Regions from separate parts of the Homo sapiens genome. Here region 2 is linked to region 1. A link is an interaction called in ENCODE POLR2A ChIA-PET data of the cell type or tissue named here. Cell type or tissue: GM12878. All regions are shown on one strand. Each heading gives the region's core, and the rest is flanking DNA. Links, peaks and the distances in the headings are about the cores only. Region 1 overlaps NECTIN1 (nectin cell adhesion molecule 1). Region 2 has its middle 23 kb from the start of NECTIN1-DT.

Evidence for each region. Peaks named below come from ENCODE experiments on the same cell type or tissue, not always from the same donor. Only the 100,000 strongest peaks of a DNase experiment are listed, where the experiment ranks them.
Region 2: POLR2A ChIA-PET joins it to region 1 with 28 read pairs; 4 of 35 experiments call an interaction of 5 or more read pairs at or near these places.

What each region holds. Positions count from the first base shown.
Region 1 is chr11:119,672,986-119,675,485 of GRCh38, reverse strand. It overlaps NECTIN1 (nectin cell adhesion molecule 1), which reads left to right. Exons shown (of 6, transcript NM_002855.5): 5 at 176-327. Among named protein-coding and RNA genes, the nearest start is that of NECTIN1-AS1, 36 kb to the left of the region's middle. RefSeq lists enhancers at 1,288-1,337, 1,358-1,907. In GM12878, for the core only: a CTCF peak has its summit at 1,536 (motif pointing left); a DNase peak (open chromatin) is centred at 1,435; H3K27ac peaks cover 2,223 bases.
Region 2 is chr11:119,744,618-119,760,572 of GRCh38, reverse strand. No RefSeq gene overlaps it. Among named protein-coding and RNA genes, the nearest start is that of NECTIN1-DT, 23 kb to the right of the region's middle. RefSeq lists enhancers at 1,131-1,180, 12,285-12,785. In GM12878, for the core only: a CTCF peak has its summit at 8,013; a DNase peak (open chromatin) is centred at 8,702; H3K4me3 peaks cover 1,868 bases; H3K27ac peaks cover 2,004 bases.

The DNA of each region.
Region 1 (2,500 bases), core at 1-2,500:
TATAAAACTACCAAGTGAAAGAGATTATTATTATTATTTTTCTTCCTTCAAAGACAGACTCTACCACACAAGCTCAGCAAAAGGCTAGGGGGCCTGGAGCCAAGTGGGTGACCCAGGAACAGCTTCTTGAGGCTGGAGAGTCATAACCCTACGCTGTGTCTCCCACTTCCCACAGGCTAAATGGCTCTCTCCCCAAGGGTGTGGAGGCCCAGAACAGAACCCTCTTCTTCAAGGGACCCATCAACTACAGCCTGGCAGGGACCTACATCTGTGAGGCCACCAACCCCATCGGTACACGCTCAGGCCAGGTGGAGGTCAATATCACAGGTAGGAAGCTGCATCCTCCCCAGCCTCTCCGCACCCACGGGTTCCTTCGCCACCTGCATCCCTCACCTTTGAGCAATGCCACTGCAGGAAGATTATCTCCTTTTCCTGCTTCTCTAGTTCTCCCTTGAGCTCTGGCCATTGGTTTTGCTTTGCTTTTCTCTTTCTTTCATTAAAGGGTGCAAATGAGACAGTCAGGGTGACCCCCAATCAGAGAGGGGCAGGAGGAAGGCTCTGAGAGGGAAGAAGGAAGTGCTGTTTACAGCAATGCTGTTTTGGGGGCCAATAGAACCTGCCCGTAGATCTGCCAGCAGAACACGCTGTGGGATGCTGGCATGGTGGGGATAGGTTTGCAGGTGGAGCTCATCTCCTCCAAGCTCTGCACCTGTGGTCAAGGACCTCTTCATGGGCCAGAAAGTGAGGCTTACCTCAAGCAGGGAGACTGGAGAGAAAGCGAAGATGTAGCCCAAAGCCATAGTGCTTTGTGTGCCCTGCAACTGAGCTTTCCCTGCAGCTTTCTGTCAACTTATCTATCCGGGCAAAGGGAGGACAAGAGCTAGGATGTTCTGAGGAGAGACTTCACCTGGGACGTGAAAGGAGCATGGGCTTGATGTCAGACAGCTGTGACCCTGGACAGGGCCCCCCCCACCATCTGTAAAACGGGGACAGTATGATGTACCTTGAAGGGCTGTTGTCAGAATTCTACGTGATGTAAGTCAAGCACCTAGCACAGATCAGTCTGTCAATAAATGGCCAATGTTCCGTGATTATTACCCTGACCTCCATCATCATCATTATTATTAATGGAAGCATCAAAACAAGTCCACACAGGGGTAAACTGCCATCACAACTTCACATGGGGAGCGTCTTTTACAGTGGACCTGAGCTATCTGCAGGGTGACAGGGTGACCGAGTGTCTTAAAAAAGGAAGTGGTGTCCCACTGTGACTGAGATATAGGAAGTAACATGCTCAGGGACACAGAAGACTGGTCGGCAGTTGCTGGGCTCCGGCCACAAAGCCACTGCACACCTGCAAGCCACGAGGATTCATGAGCTCTGAGCCAGTGTCTCGGGAGTGGGAGACCTCATTTGTGGGTATATTTAGGACACAGCTGCAGAAAGAGCCACGTGAAGTTGTCCAGGGTCTGCGCCTACCTGTCCTCAGAGCCGTTCTGTCACGTCTCTCACCCAGGGGCGGGAGTGTGGAGCCACCTGCTGTTGTCTGCAATCCCTGGCCTTGGCCCCGAGACTAGTCATAGGAGGAGGAGCATCAGGGTTGGAGCCTGGGGAAAGCTGGGGGGTTTCCACGGGTTGGCAGGTGGAAGGGGCCGGTGTCACACACTTCTCCCCAGCGGGGAAGGTCCAAGTACAGCTCAAAATGAGCCTCATGGTTACCCAAGCTCCAGCTCTGAGATACTGGGGGAGTCAAGGGGGAGGTGGGAAGGGCAGGGCCTGTGTTCCATGTGGAGTGGCCATAGGGAACATGACCACCCCTCAGGGAGGCACTGTCACATGGGAGACAGCACAGACCTGGCCTGAGTGTTCACACACTGGCTCTTCCTAGCTGTGTGGCCTTGAGCAAGTGCTTCACCTCTCTGAGCCTTGGCTTCCTAACCTCTGATATGGGGATACTCACACTTGTCTCAGGCTTCTTACGATCATGCAGTACTCCCTGCGTGGTGATACCTTCCCCTGATGGTGGGCTATCAACATGTGAGGGGTGTGGGCTGGGGGCAGGAGGGCCGGGCCACCTAGGGTCCCAGCTGGAAGAGGGACACAACATGGCTCTTGCTGGCAGCCCCGTTAGGCAGGAGCCAGGGACGCATGGCACTCACTGAATCATTGATAGGCCCAGGCGCTGAGCGGCTGGCCTCTCTCGGAAGGGACTCTCAGCCCCCTCCAGAGGACTCAGGGAGTTGGCCTGAGCCTTCTCAGGGCTGTTTGTTCTTGTGCTCTCAGGCAATTTCCAAGCAGCAGCTGACCTCACCACCCTCCATTCCACGTCGGCCCGTGCCTGCCACATTCTCTGGGGAGCCCACCCCGCAGGGCACAGCCATGCCCTTGCTCTAAGCCCCACTGGTCCAGAGGGAATGCATGAGCGAGAGGGATAAGTGGAAATTTAATTTTTCATTCTGGGCATTCGTTCGGGTAATAACTTTACCCTGGGCACATCTGG
Region 2 (15,955 bases), core at 7,362-9,861, 78 kb before region 1:
TGTGGGATGCAGACTCACAGCACTTCACTCCTTTGTGGCATCTAACTCAGGCCTCGCATTTCATAGATGAGGAAACTGAGCGAGGTGCAGACAGGCTTGCAGAGCAGGGTAGGCAAACTTTTTCTGTAAAAGGCCAGAGAGTAAATATTTTAGGCTTTGCGGGCTGCATATATGTCTCTACAGCATATTATTCTTTGATTTTTTTAAATAATCCAACCTTTTAAAAAGTAGAAACTATTCTTAGCTTAAGGGCTACACAAAATAGGCTGGTTACAGGCAGAATTTTGCCCCCAGGCTACAGTTTGCCAAACTCTGTTCTAGGAAAACATGTAGCCAGTTGCTTCCTGAGCTGGGGTTCATTCAATCAGCCAACCAATATTTGGAGCACTTGCTATGCTCCAAGTGCTGTGCCAAGACCTGGAGGGAAACATCACATGCTCCATGCCGCCAAGTTGCCTGCAGTTTGGTGGGGGAGACAGGTAAGCAAATCATGTCACCTCAATGCATAGTGGGAGGCTATGCAGGACAGGACACCCAGAGGAAAGAAAAGCGAGCTATTCTGGGGTTTTCTGTGTGCTCCCTCCAACACATGGTGGCACGGGTCAAAGGGTGTCACAATCTCTGTGTACTTATCTGTGCCTTCCCCAAGTCTGTATGTTACATGAGGGCAATGACCTGTGTCCATTTGTCCACTACACTGTTTCCAGCACCTCAGACAATGTCCAGCAACAGCAAGCAAGCAATATGTGCCAAAGAAAAGAATGAATGAATCGTACAACGACATAGCTACAGCTCTCAATGTGAAGGTGGGGTGTCTGCTGGGAGCTATAAGAGGAACTCAAGAGACTGAGGGATTGTTCACCTTATCCCCCTCGATTGTTGAACAAAGTGGGTTCATGGAGCCTGGAAATACAGCCCCGGGCACCAGAAACCTTCTTCCTGCTCCATTTTCTCTCCAGCCCCCTCAACCCTCCTCCAACCCTGGCCCTCTCTGCTGACTCATACAGCAGCCACTAACCACACCCCAGCCAAGCGTGCTTAATTAAGCCCCAGTTACCCACAGCTTCTGAGCAAGAGGAAAAGACAGGACTCTGGTGGTGTGCCCATCCAGAGGGAGCTGGGTCGGGTGTGGGATCCGGGGGGATGCATGTGCGTGACAGTGGGGCACTCATTGGGAACCCGCAGTAAAATAACAATAGCTCATATTTACTGAGCAGGCACCCTGTGCCAGGAATTGCGCTAATCCTTTCTGTAATATTAACTTAAACCTGCTCATAGCAAATTTATGACATAGTATTACTTTTAATTGCAAAAACCGCAATCACATGTGCACCAACCTAATACTATTACGTCCATTTTACAAATGAGGAAACTGAGGCTCAGAGAAGCTACATGACTCACCCAAGGTCACATAACTAGTAAGTAACAGAGTTTAAAGGACTCCCGTTTTCTGGTTTCCCATAGCAGGGGGGAGGGAGTGTTTAGAGAGAGGAAGGGCAGCCTTGTCCAAAACCCTGACCCCACTGTCCGGTGGCCTGGGCTCCTTCTGATAGCAAGGCCCATCCTGACTCACACACAAGGGGGCAATTCCATCTTTATCTCAACCTACATTTATCATACACCTCCTATGTGCCACACTCAGGGGACATGAATCAAGAGACGAAGTCTCTCCCATAGGAAGCTCACAGGCTGGTGAGGGAGCAGCACTATAACTATGCTGGGCCTTTAGGGTCCACTGGTGCCTGGGGATGGGGCAGAGGCCAAAAAGTAGCATGCATTGCATTCCTACCAGTGCCAGACACTGGGGATGGCACATCTTTTACCTTTCCTTCATAACCTAGAGTATATGTATTTTTGGTGTGATTGTTCTACACTAGACCATATATTCCATGACATGAGCCAAGTATCTCAGGGTATGGCAGAGTACTTGGCATGAAGTTAATGCTCAGTAAATATTTTTAAATGAATGACTGAATAAAACATAGCTCCTGCCCTCGTGGAACTTACTGTCCAGGCAAGGAAATCAAGATATAAACAGATGATTGCAATATGGTGTGATGAATGCAACAGGAATGAGAAGACAGCCTCCATCCAGGGAGCTGTGCAAGGCATCCTGGGAGAAAGATGCTGAGGCCAGGTCTTGAAGAAAAAACAGTAGCTTCCCACGGATATGGGGATGAAGGGCCCTTGGGGCTAAGAAGACAGCCCTTGCAAAGGCAAGGAGATGTGACTTAGTGGAATGAATGAGTGGATATACTGTTTGTTCCCTTCAGAAAAAAGACTGAGCTGGGTACAGTGGCTCATATCTGTAATCTCAGCACTTTGGGATGCTGAGGCTGGAGGATAGCTTGAGGCCAGGAGTTTGAGACCAGCCTGGGAAACATAGCAAGACCCCCATCTCTACAAAAACTAAAAAAAAAAAAAAAAAGCCAGGCATGGTGGCATGTGCCTATAGTCCCAGCTACTTGGGAGGCTGATGTGGGAGGATTGCTTGAGCCTAGGAGGTCAAGGTTGCAGTGAGCCATGATTGCACCACTGCACTCCCACCTGGGTGACAGAGTGAGACCTCATCTCAAGAGAAAACAAAAGAGAAAGAAAGAAGACTGTATGAGCGGCCAGGTCGGAGTGGGTTTGATCTTCCTGGGCCTGGGAATCTTACAAATGTGGCAGCCCTGCCCTGGACAGGACACCCCATCCCAAAGCTAGGAGACATATTTCTAGCATGTGGGTGCATGGAGAAACTCCACATGGCTTCGTGGGGCTGAATTATGGGTGGGGGAGGTGAGGTGGAGGGAGGCAAAGAGACACAGCTGGAGCTGGGGGCTGGTTCCAGATCCCAGGGGCCCTGACTGCCATGCCAGGGAGATTGGACCTTATTCCTTAGGCAACGGGGGTTACTGAAGGATGCTGAGCAATCGAGTATGTATTCAATCTGTGTTTTAGAAAATGGCCCTGGCACGAGTGTGGAGGTTGGGTTGGGAGAAGGTGAGCTTGGGGACAAGCACACCAATCCGGAGGCTGGTGAGGGACTCAGGTGCATCCAGTGGGCAGAGCAGTGAGGACAGCAGGCAGGCGAGGAGAGGCACAAGCATGACATGGAATGGGCAGAACCAAGTGACCATTTGGCTGTGAGAGAGGAAAGAGGTCATTTAAGCTCTCAGAGTCTCAGTCTCTGCCTCTATAAAATGAAGATAAGACGATCTGCACAACAGGGTCATTGTGGGCATTCGCAGAGATAAAGGCTAAAAGGCCTGAACAGGGTCTGACAGGTGGTAGATGGTCTTTTCCTCCTTGCCTCTTGCTGTGCCTTTATGACATGTCTTATGCTTTTTTTTTCACTTTTAAAAAATTGTGGTATATACAGTATAACATAAAAATACACATAACATAAAATTTACCATCTTAGCCATTATTAAGTGTACTAAATACATAATGTGCAACCATCATTACTCTCCAGCTCCATAACTCTTTTCATCTTGTCAAACTGAAACTCTGTACCCATTCAATGATCATTCCCTGTTCTCTCTCCTCCCAGCTCCGGGCAACCACTATGCTACTTTCTGTCTCTATGATTTTCACTACTCTAGCTGCCTCATATAAGTGGAATCATACCGTGTTTTTCCTTTTGTGACTGGCTGCTTTTGCTTGGTATACTGTCCTAAGGTTCATTTATGTTGTAGTGAGTCAGAATTTTCTTCCTTTTTAAGGCTGACTATTCTATTGTATGTAGGGACCACATTTTGCTTACCCATTCATCTGTTGATGGACATCTGGGTTGCTTCTGTGTTTTAGCTATTGTGAATAATGCTGCTATGAACATGGGTATACAAACATCTCTTCAAGACCCTGCTTTCAGTTCTTCTGGGCATATGCCCAGAAGTGAAATTGCTGGGTCACATGGCAATTCTATGTTTAATTTTTTGAGGAGCTGCCATACTGTTCTCCACAGCAGCTGCACCATTTCACATTCCTACCAACAGCGCACAGGGGTTCCAAGTTCTCTACATCCTCACCAACACTTGTCATTTTGGGGTTTTTTTGCCAGTAGTCATCCTCATGGGTGTGAGGTGGGCCACGTCTTATATTTTTTGCATCACGCAGTAGAGCCAAGCTCAGAGGAAATGAACAATACTGGCATAGGTGGGCAGTGTCCCCAGGGCTAGAGCAGCACTCACATGCAGAGGCATGTGCCCTGGCAGTGGGATGGGGTGTCCTGTCCAGGGCAAGGCTGCACACATCTATAAGATTCACAGGCCCAGGCAGATCAAACCCACTCAGGCCTGGCCGCTCATACACAATCTTCTTTCTGAAGGGAGCAAGCAGTGTGTTCACTCTTCATTCCACTGAGTCCACTGGGAAAACAGAAACCACTCTAGGCCTTTCAAGCAGAGGGATTTAAACGAGGGATTTGGTTGTACAGGTAACAGAAGAGGTAGAGCAACCCAGATTAGCAACAGCAGGAAGTTGTCCCCTTCCTGGGGCTGGAAGGAGGCAACGTCTCTAGGAGCCTCGATGCTGAGGCCATCAGACAGAAACTGGAGCCACCACAGGCCCCCCACAGGGAGCTGCACAGCAGGACAGGGCTGATCAGCAGAAGCCAGAGGAGACACAGATACTGCAGGGACATGGCCTGAAACAGACAGAGGGAAGAAATATATCCTGGCTTTTCCCCTCCTCCCACGATCCACCTTCTTCCAGTGCCTCCTCTGATTGGCTGAACCAATCTAGAAGCCAGAAGGTAAGGGAGCCTGGGAAATGCAGCTCCCAGCAACACCAGGCAGGGCAGGGAACAGGAGACAGATCTGGAGCCACCGGCAAGTGATCGGCCCACTCATTCATCCTTTCGCTCCCTCATCTGTTCGGTCAACATTTATTGAGCACCCAGGTGCTGGGGACATGATAACAAACAAGAATTCTGGGTCCTGTCCTCACCAAGCTTAAGGCCAGCAGTTCCTGGACTGTATCCCTCACTGCCCATCCCTGTTGGCCAGGGGCACCCTCTCACCTAGCCTGGGGGCAAGGGCTGCTGCAAAGCTTCCGGGGGCCCCTGGGAAGCTCCCAGTGTACAGAGAAGATGGAGCTGGGCTGTGCTCAGGCTGTGGATGTGGTGGAGCAAGGAGCCCAGCCGGCTCTGCCTCCTCCTCAGCTGAAAGCCCAGCTCGGAACACAATGTCTCCAAAAAGAGAAAAAAACCCTTAAATCCCACTGTTTGTCTTTGGAGCCTGGGAAGCGAGGATCTAGTGAACATAAAACGTGCGGGCTGCTCAGAAGTTGCCTTTGAAACCTCCCCAGGCCGGCTTTGTCAAGGAGCAGCATTGCCTTTCAAAGCTGCTGGGCTCCAATCTGCCCTCTCCCCTCTCCCCGCTTAACCGTAGCAGGCAGCGGCTAATCAGTGGGAGATGTTAAACGCTCCCTAATTCACAGAAGTCCCCAGGCTTCTGGGGAACTGGTAGCAGGGCCGGTGAGCTGGGTGCCTCCATTCCTGCTCGCCCCACCTCACGCCAGCCTCACCTCAGCCCGGTCCCCTCTGAAGGCTTCTCCTCTACGTGAAGCTCACCCCTCCTCCCTCATGCTGGCCTGTGCTCAACCCACCTCTGCTTCCCAAAGTTGTGTCCTCTCCTGGAATCTGCCTCTTCCAAGGAGACCTCCCAGACATAACACACAAATGATGACCAGCCACACCCTGGGTCTCTGCCCTCAACCTGGCTTTTCTCCACATCCCTTCCCATGTGTCCAGGCCCAGGGGTCCCTCGCTGGTCACCACTCGGCATAGCCTCCCTGAGGGAAAAGGTCTCCCCCTTACCCACAGATGAAGTGAGCGAGTGCCCCTGGCCAAGGGGATGGGCAGTGCTGGGCTTTAAGCTTGGCGAGGACGGGACCCAGAATTCTTGTCATTTTCTCCCCAGCACCTGGGTGCTCCAGAAATGTAATGAATGAGTGAGGGAGTGAAAGGTTGAACAAGCGTGCTGATCATCTGCTGTGGCTCCCAGATCCACTGCCTGCTGTTCCCTGTCCTGTTTTGTGCATTTCCCAGGCTCTCTTACCTTCTGGCTTCTGGATCCCTGATCCCTGAGTATTTACGCCAGCTAAGGGGAAGGACAAGTGAAAAAATCCATGGCTTCACCACAAAGACATCCACAGATAGGCAGTCTGGCCCAGAGTCATAACCTGACAGTGACGTACTTTCTGTGACCTTGGGTAAGGCACACCTCTCTCTGGGCTTCAACTCCTCATCTGTAAGGCAAGGGGGTTGTACTAGACCAACAGTTCTCAAACTGGGGTGTGCGTCTGAGTAACCCAGAGAGCCTCTTGAACATGAGTCACTGGGCCTACCCCCAGATTATTGACTCGGCAAAACCTAAGAATCTGCATTTTGAAGATGTCTTCAGGTGATGCTGATGCTTCTGGTCTCGGGGACCACACCAGGAACCAGTGGGCTGGCTGGCTGGATTTTAAGCCTCATTTGTCAGAGTTAAAAAGGGCTGCAGGATGCTTGCTCACTCAGGGGCATGCAGAAGTGGTCATGGGGGTGAGGGTGCTGGGCAGAGCTCCCACCCACCTTAACGCAGGCATTTTGGCTTTAATCAGTTTTGTTTGTTTGCATGTCCAGGTAAGCATGGTCAGAGCCGACGTTCCACACATGAAGTGAAATGTTTGGAAACCTGCTGACTAGGCTAGGAGTCAGGGTGGTCCCTTCGAGCGCTGACATTTCAGGGTCCCATGATCACTCCACACCCCTCCTGGGCTGTTCCTACTTCCCTTTTCTTTCTCACAGCCAAGAAGGGGGTGCAGCAAGAGCAAGACTCAGGATTCGGGTCTTTAATCTTAGGGGAGGGGGTGTGGGGACGGATGGAGAGGTGGGTCATTGTCCTAGGTCACTGTCATCAGTAGGCACATTTCAATCCAGAGATGTGCCATAGAGTGTAGTGGAGTGAGCACACACTGCAGGCAGCCCCCATCCTGAGAAGGAGGCGAGGTCCCACCTGAGTTGGGGAAGTTCCTGGAAAACCCAGAGTAGCTAAAGCTGCATCTGCATGTGCATGTGTGTGTCCGCATGTCTGCACATCTGTGGTCTGTATAAACAAATAAGTCACAGAGAGGGAGATTTTGATTGGAATGATCAGGGTGCAGCTAGACTCTAAATAAAGTAGAAGTCTCCTAGATGCTCAAAATTTAAACTAAAGACCTTTAATTCCAAACTGATACATCTGATGAAGAAACTGAGGTTCCTCTGGAGCAAGAACCAGGGTTTCTGACTCCTGGGTGCAGGCTCTGGCCCCCTGATCTAGATGGATGTCAAAGCCTCTCCCACGTACCAGAATGACATCAGCTGAAATCAATGGATCATGGCAAATGGACAAAAATTTTCACAGAAAAGAATCCAAGGCAAACTAATCCCTTTCCAGCCCTGCTTGTCCCCACCCACGTAGCCATTCCCTGGCCAGCTGCTCCTACGGCTGCCACTTCCAGGAGGGGGCCTGCCCAGCTCTGTACCCAGCTGGGAGAGCCTGCATGGAGGCTGGGAAGGGGACCCAAAAGGCTACACAGACTGAGAGGTCAGTAGCAGGCCTGGTAGAGCCCCCTCAACAGTCAGAGCTCACAGGAAGGCAGAGGGCACTAGGCAGTGGGGAAAGAAACAGAAGAAGAAATAGCCCAGACCCTTTAAAGATCAGTGGGGTTCTCCAGGCCCCAGAGCTGTGCATGGATTGGAGTGAAAGACCAGAAGATAAGCAGCTAAGAAGCAGAGGGAGGGACAGACTGAGGGTTGTGTGTGCATGTGTATGCCTGGGCGTGTGTGTGTGACACACAACAGAGTTATCAGACTATGTACATGTGTTTGTGCAAACCTAAGAGAGGCCAACAGACAGTAGAAAATTATGCAGGCTTAGGAAGAAGAGACACACACGCACACACATACACACACACACACACAAATACACACACACACACACACACACAGAGACTGGATGTGGATAAGGCTGGGAACAGAAGAGCCAAGGGGAGCACCAGGCGGTGAAGGGCTGTAAGAGTGAGCCCGGTGCAGGCCTGTTTTTGTCTGTGATGACAGGCTATGACAGAGGACAACGGAGCATGTCTGTGCATGTGTGCAGTGTGGGTGCATGCCCCAGTAATCTGGAGGGCAAGAAGACCATGGGCACCCTTGCATTCAACAGCCCACAGGACTGGACACCCCCAAAAGCATGCTCCCACACTTCTGGGGCCAGGCTTCCCCACTGTCCCTTTCCTGGGATCTTTTCTAACAGCCCCCCTACCCCCAGCTACTACCCAGGTCCTCTCCTGCCCTTGCCTCCCAGGCTTGCCACCCTGCCCCTCTGCTAGGGAGTTTCCTTCTTCCTCCCCAGGAGTTAATGTCACCAGAATATGACAGTCCCAGCCCTAGGACAATAATCTCTGCTTTGGGGACAATGGATGGCATCCCAGTTGGTACAGCTCCAACCCTAGACCCCAACCCCACCTCACCTGTTTCTGTCTCCAAACAGCGGATCCAGTACAGACCTTGAGTCCTACAATCCTGATATCAAAGTTCACCTCTGCCTCTTATACCACACGACCTTGAGCAAGTTGCTTAGGCCTTCTCAAGCCCCCATTTCTTCTGTTAATGAAGAAGAAGAATAGGGTTCTTGTGAGGATCAAATGAGCTAATGAGTTAACGAATGTGAAGCCCCTGGCATTGTGCCAACCATAAAGTAGGTACTTCCCTTTCTGGTCTCTTTAAGTCATGCTCCAATCGGGTAAGTTTCTGTTAAAAAGTCCCAGGGGCTTCCCAGGTAGCGGCATCTTCTTGAAATCCTGAAGGTCCAGGAATCAAGCAGCTAGGAAGAGAAATGTGGAGGGGGATGCAGAGAAGGAAGCAGGCAGGAAGCAGGCACCGCTGGGGGCCGATATGACAGGAATCAGGGACCAGATGAGTAGACTCACCTCCTCAGTCTCCTCCCGCAGTGACCAAGAAACCCCTGCCCCATCAGCAGCGCCTCCAGGGACACAGGAGGCCTGGGAGGAGGCAGAGGTCAGGAAGGGAATTCAGGGGTTGGTGTGCTCATGCCCGGTCTCCTTGCACTTCCTTAATTCCAAAAAGAGGGAGCCAAGAACCACCCCCAAGTTAGACATATCTGAGGGCACAGTCAGCCCATACTCCTCAGCACCTGACTGGGGAGGAGACGGGAATGGGAAGGAGGCTTTCTCCAAAGGGCTCTTCATGGGCTTCCTTTCCCTGTGCAGATGATCAGGAGCCAGGGGTGTCCTGCTCATCAGCACCATGTGATCTAATGCAGAGGAGCTGCACCATTCACTCCTCCCCAAAACTCATTTGTCAAAAGCGGCATACATTATAAATATGTAATGTGGGCTGGGTGCAGTGGCTCACGCCTGTAATCCCAGCACTTTGGGAGGCTGAGGCGGGTGGATCACTTGAGGTCAGGAGTTCAAGACCAGCCTGGCCAACATGATGAAACCCTGGCTCTACTAAAAATACAAAAATTAGCCAGGTGTGGTGGCATGCACCTGTAATCCCGGTTACTCAGGAGGCTGAGGCAGGAGGATCACTTAAACTCAGGAGGTGGAAGTTGCAGTAAGCCGAGATTGCACCACTGCACTCCAGCCTGGGTGACAGAGTGAGACTCCATCTCAAAATAAATAAATAAATAAAGTGTTTCATTCATTCCTTCATTCCTCTAAGGAGGTAGTAGAGCACAACAGCTAAAAGCATGGACTCTGGAGCCAAACTGTCTGGCTTGAATCCCAGCTCCACCAACTAATGGCTGTGTTGCCTTGGGCAATTTACTTAACCTCTCTGTAGCTCAGTTTCCTCATCTGTAAAATAGCAACTATCAATAGCTGCCTCACAGGAGTATTGCGAGGTGTATATGTGTATGTCCAGTGCTTAGAATAATGGCTGACATGTAATAAAAACTAAGCTTGTGCTAGCTGCTATTGTCACATACTCGGTCATCAAGAAATTATTGAGCACATATGTCAGGGTCGGTTCCAGGCTCCAGATCCCATAATGAGCCATCCAGATGCAGCCTCTGCTCTCATGGAGCTTACAGTTTCATGGGAGAGACAAACTTTCACTAATCCTGTAAAAATGTCCGTATATAACGTGACGAGAGCTACAAAGACCAAGGACGCAGCGCCCTGAGGACCTGTAGGGCACTAACTGAGATTTGCAGGTCAGAGAGGAGCTCTTGGGGGTGACGCATGTCCCTGCCATGTCTGACTATCCTGAGGGTGCCATCAGCGTCAGCAGGCACCCAGTGGGGACAAAGCCCAGCCTGTGCCCTTCACAGGCCTGGCCACAGCATGTGTCTGCTCACACCCTCAGTGTGAGAAGCCCAGGCAGCACCAACGTTCCTAACATGCTACCTGCCACCTGCCACCACCCCACTTCTGGGTCCCAAGGTGGCCTGGGAACAGAACCAGGATTCCTGCTTCGAGTCCTCACATTGTCCAGTCAAGAACAGGCACTCTTCCTGTGGGATTTCCTGGCAAAATTTGGCCACCTTGAAGGTCCCAGCTCCCCCTCAGGAGTCCTACTACCTTCCGTAGAGACTGTCCTCAATCTGATCCCAAGCCAGGAAGATGAAGCAATGGATTGTCCGAGGTGCTTTACTGTTTGCTCAGCAAATGTTTCCAGGTGTCTCATTCTATCACCACAACTTCATGCAGTCACTGTTGTGATTATTATTATTATACCTATTTTACAGGTGAGGAAACAGACTCAGAAAAGATAAGCCACTTTCCCAAGGTCACAGAGCTTTTAAGTAGAACAGCTAGCACTCCAACCCAGGTCTGCTTGATTATGATCTTTGAAATAACATGAGTGACTATAATAATAGACAATCCTTCTATAGCACTTTCTACATGACAGGTATCAGCCTATAAACTTTATATATTTAAATCATTTAATCCTCATAATAAACCTATGAGGTAGATGCTATTGTTATTCTCATTTTACAGGTGAGGAAACTGAGGCACGGAGAGGCTAAGCCACCTGCCCAAGGCCAGTTAGATGGGGCATAAGGCAGAGTCACCATGAGGAGAGTCAGAGAATGGTGGCGCTGGGAACGGCCTTAGCAGCCCTCAGTCAGAGGCCCAGGGGGAGGACGGGACAGACTTGAGGCTGTGGTGGAGCAACCCTGCAACCCTGCACCCCTGGTGGCGCCTGCTGCTCCACAGGCTGCCTCTCTGACCCATCTGTCTCCAAGGATGCAGGGGTCTAGGTTGCCCTTGGAGTCTGCCCTTCCCTCCCCCTTCAGTTTGCCCACACTAGTGAGGGCAGGGCACTGCCTTGTCCCACTCCGTATCTCTTCTTCACCCAGCCCTATTGCCCCCATCAAGAGACACCCCTCGGCTGTGGAGTCAGGTATGGCCGAGTCCAAGGCTGCCCCACCCACAGTGATGGAAGAGGTGAAGGAGAAGGGTCAGCTCATGGCCAGCTCAGAGGCCTCAGGAAGGGTGGTGGAGAGCAGCAGAGGAGCCCCTCCACTCGGGTCTCTCTCTCCAGGTGACCTTGACCCAGCACAGTGGGCCTATCCTAAAAAAACGGGCCCCAGAGGGGGGCAAAGGGTGCCCTTGCAATATCATAGCTTCCACCCAGAGAAGGATACAGACCACGACTCTTCCTTGTCCCAGATACCCCACTTCCTCTCCCACCTCCACCTACTCCAGAGACACCTCTGCCCTTCTCAGAGCCAGTCCCTCTCCCAGGAGCACAGGCCCTTCTCTGTCCTTCTCACCACAGCTTAGGAAAGGGCATGGGGTGAAGGACACAGGCAAGAGGCAAGGATTAAAGGCAGCAAAGTACTTGGGAAACTAGAGAATTCCTCTAGCTTTTGCCTTTAGCCAATGGCACCATCCTGGTGCCGCCACCTGAAACCCATGGGGTCTCCACCACTTTGGCCTGCATGCTTTCCACAAGCTGAGCCACCTCTTCCCTAGGGGGCAAGGGGAATAAGAGGAAGGTTTGTTCAAGAGCTGCCCCTGGCCAGGAAGTGGAAAGACCCCTCCAGCTGGGCCAGGTGAGGTAGAGCAGAGGGAGAGAACACAGGAGCGGAGGCAGCACGTGCCACAGCCCGTCAAGGTGACCCTGACTGTTTCTCTTTCTCTTGCAGGTCCCCAGACACAGCTCTCCAGAGGTCTAGTGCAGAGGACAGAGCCGATGCACAGACAAAAAGAAACCCTCAGGGCGAGGCTGGGACAGGGCCCCAGGATGGGAAGGCAGGGCGGGAGGCAGGTTGTGGAGGGGCTGTGGGTCCCACCTTCAAGTTGCACTAAAGCACCTTGAGGAGGCCTTGTGCTGAGCTGGCTTGTTTCTGCCTCCCAGCTGGACCACAAAATGGGAGGAAACATCCCATAAAGTTGCCGAACTGCCTCTGTGGCCGGAAGTGCTGCCAGGGGCTGCCGGTTCCCTCTCTAATTGCTCTTAATTTCTATGATTTGCAGGTCTCAGGCTCATGGAGGGCCCATTCCCCATTGTGATGGACGGGCAGGCACAGTCAGCCTGTTGAGTCAGCCCCTGCAGGCTCTGACTTGGCCCGGCTGGGTCCTGCAAGGTATAGGGCACCCACCTCTCTCCTCCTCTTCCTGGGCCCAATCCAGAACCCTGGGCCACAAGCCCCCACTGAAGCTCCGTCCTTTCTCCCGTTTCACCTTTGCAGGAGGGTCCCGCGGCCTTTCACACAATAATAGAATGAGGACAGATGATGCGCTTGGGACCTGGGTTCAGGTTGGAGCTCTGTCATGTACCTCTGGGAGCCCCTCCTAGGGCCTGGCACATAGTAGGTGCTCAATAAATACATGATCCTCCACTGCTCCGCTGACCTACAGGGGACTTGGCCTTATACCATGTGAAATTTGGACATTTCCTTGTGACAGTGACTGAGGTACAACTGTGGAGTCAGGCTGCCTCTATCTGAATCCTGAATATGCTGCTGTCAAAGTAAACTTGGGCAAGTTGCTTAGCTTCTCGGTGCCTCAGTGTCTTTATCTTTAAAATGGGGGTAATAACATTACCCACCTTACATCCATCTTTTGTGTGAAAAACTTCAAGTATGTTGTGGTAGGCAGAATAATGGACCTCAAAGCTGTCAGCACCCTAATCCCTGGGACCTGTGAATACGTTGCCCTGCGTGGCTAAGGGACTTTGTGGATGTGTTTAGAGAATGACCCTTGATATGGAGAGAGGATCCTGGATGCTCTAGGTATCCCCGACCTAATCATATGAGTCCTTAAAACAAAGACCCCATCCTGGCTGGGTTAGAGAGACAGGTGATAACAGAAGAAGCATCTGAGAGAGAGATGCATTATTTGCTGGCTTTGAAAATGGAGTGGGGAGGGGAGTCACAAACCAAGGAAGATGGTGGCCTCCAGAAATCAGAAAAGGCAAGGAAGTGAAATCACCCCTGGAGCCTCCTGAAAGGAACACAGCCCTTCCAACATCTGGATCTTTGTTTGTTTGTTTTTGTTTTTGAGACAGAGTTTCACTCTTGTCGCCCAGGCCGGAGTGCAATGGCACAATCTTGGCTCACTGCAACCTCCGCCTCCCCTCCTGCGTTCAAGCGATTCTCCTGCCTCAGCCTCCCAAGTAGCTGGAATTACAGGTGCCCACCACCACACCCGGCTAATGTTTTGTATTTTTAGTAGAGATGGGGTTTCACGATGTTGGCCAGGCTGGTCTCGAACTCCTGACCTTGTGATCCACCCCCCCCCCCCCCCACCCTTGGCCTCTCAAAGTGCTGGGATTACAGGCGTGAGCCACCGCGCCTGGCCCCAACATCTGGATTGTTAGCCCAGTGAGACTTGTGTCAGACTCCTAACCTACCACAGAGCTACACGATAATACATTTGTGTTGCTTTATGCCATAAGTTCAATGTTTAAAGTTTGTGATAATTTGTTACAGCAACTACAGAAAACGAATACATATGTGTAAGCACTTAGAGCGGTGTCTCTGGCACACAGTAAGAGCTCAAGAAATGCCAGCTTTCTGTTATTATTATTATAGCACTGCAGTCACACAGGGGAGAGGACATGCTGTTGCTCCACTCCAGGGCAGCTCCTCCCTGGTGTGAGCTCCTCAGAGCCCACAGCTTGCTTCGCTGGGTACTGGAGACCGACGGCAAGACCAGGGGGTAGGGACATCCTCAAAACAACACGTCACTCAGCACAGCCACTGTGTGGGCATCGGACAGATGATCAGACTCCTGCCGTCCCTTTCTTCTAAAGAACAGGAGTGTGGGCACCCTGGAAGAAAGCAGTGGGAGTACCTGGCATAGGCATGATGACATTCCTACAGCTGTCAGTGCAGAGAGGACAGCCCCAGGGCTTAATTGCACCCTACCCCATCCTCACACAACTGGGACTACCAAGGAGACAGAGTGGCCGGGGCAGGCTTGGCCATTTAAATGGTTTGCCATCCAAACGTTGTGCCAGCTGGACTATGGGGGGATGAGCAAGGCCTACAGTAGGAAGGACTTCGAGTCAGACAGAAGGAACGTGGGATTCCTCAGAAGATCCAAGAGAATGGGAAGGGCTGCTTCTGAACAGCGGCGGGCTGGCAGTGGGGCCAGGCAGACAAAACGGTCTCCAGAGGTCCAGTCCTTGATGGGTTGTGGGTCCCCCACACAGAGCAAGCCCCTCCCAATGCCCACTCCTACAGTCCCCTCACTCTGCCACCCCCCGACCAAGGGAAAGGGAGGCTTTGCTCCCACAGAACCTCCAGCCTGCCCACCTCCCCTTCATCCTTGCAGAAGCCTTTCGTCCCGAGTTTTCCTCCTCAGTGGCTCCCACATCCTCCCTGGCTACTGGGGGTCCTCAGAAATCTGTCCCCAACAGATCTTCTACCTCTGAAGGGCCAGCGAGGCCCAGTTTTGTGACTCCTCATAGTCCTTGGTCCTAGGGTAAGAGCCTTCGCCTCAGACCAGACTGAGCCCAACACAGAAACCAGACTGTCTGCAATACCCACAGACCCTGCCCCAGGAGACAAGGGCCACTGGCATTAGACCTGTGCACAAAAGCTCCCTTCGATGGCAAGTTCCCTGAGGGCAGGGTCCATGCCTCTCTAGTAGGCCCACGGTAGTAAGGCAACACCCACTACAGAGCCTGCAGCCTCTCAGAGAGGGCCCTGGAGAAAACCTAACCCCTTGCCATTTCTCCCAAGAGGGGAACTTGGCAGAAGGAGCCACTCCAAAGAGGCCACTGCTTACACCACAGGAGTGAGCAAGGCTGGGGGGCAGGAGAACCACCACTCCCAGGGGTACCCTGAACGCAGCTAAAGGGGCCACTGTCAGCATGAACCCGCCCTTCTCACCACCAACCTCCCTTGACACATTCCCACTGCTCTCTGCCCCACCTCCACGTTCACCAACCACAGCACTTCTCCCTGATCCTCCCTCCATAGCCCTTATCCTCCATCCCCGAACTCACAATCTCACTTTCTGCTAAAGAAACTCCCCTTCCCATCTCCACCTCAACTCCAACTCTAATCATAGGACCACTGCTAGTCCCTGTGATAACTTTGTGCAAATTAGAAAAGATGCCTCTTTCTCCAGGTGGATGCAGGCCTGATGAGAAAAGCATAGGCTGGATTTCAGCCCCCAACTCTTTCTTGGCCAGGTGTCCCTGCACAGTGCACAACCTAGCCACCTGCACACAGCAGCCCCGTTTGACAGACTCAGGGAGTGCACCCACTGAAGGGCCTTGATAGACAGCCCAGCCATGGAGACCCAGGAGAGTGGGCTAATTTATCCATGGTATCATGGCAAGCTGGTGGCACAGTCAAGGTTGAAGATCCAGGTATAATGACTCCCAATCCAGTGCTCATTCCCTCTCCCCACTCCACCTATGTCTCACTCTTGGGAACAAATGGCAAAGCCAAGACAGCAGAACCCATGAAAGCAGCGCCTGGGGAAGCCTTCTTGCACTAATTAGAAGAGAAAT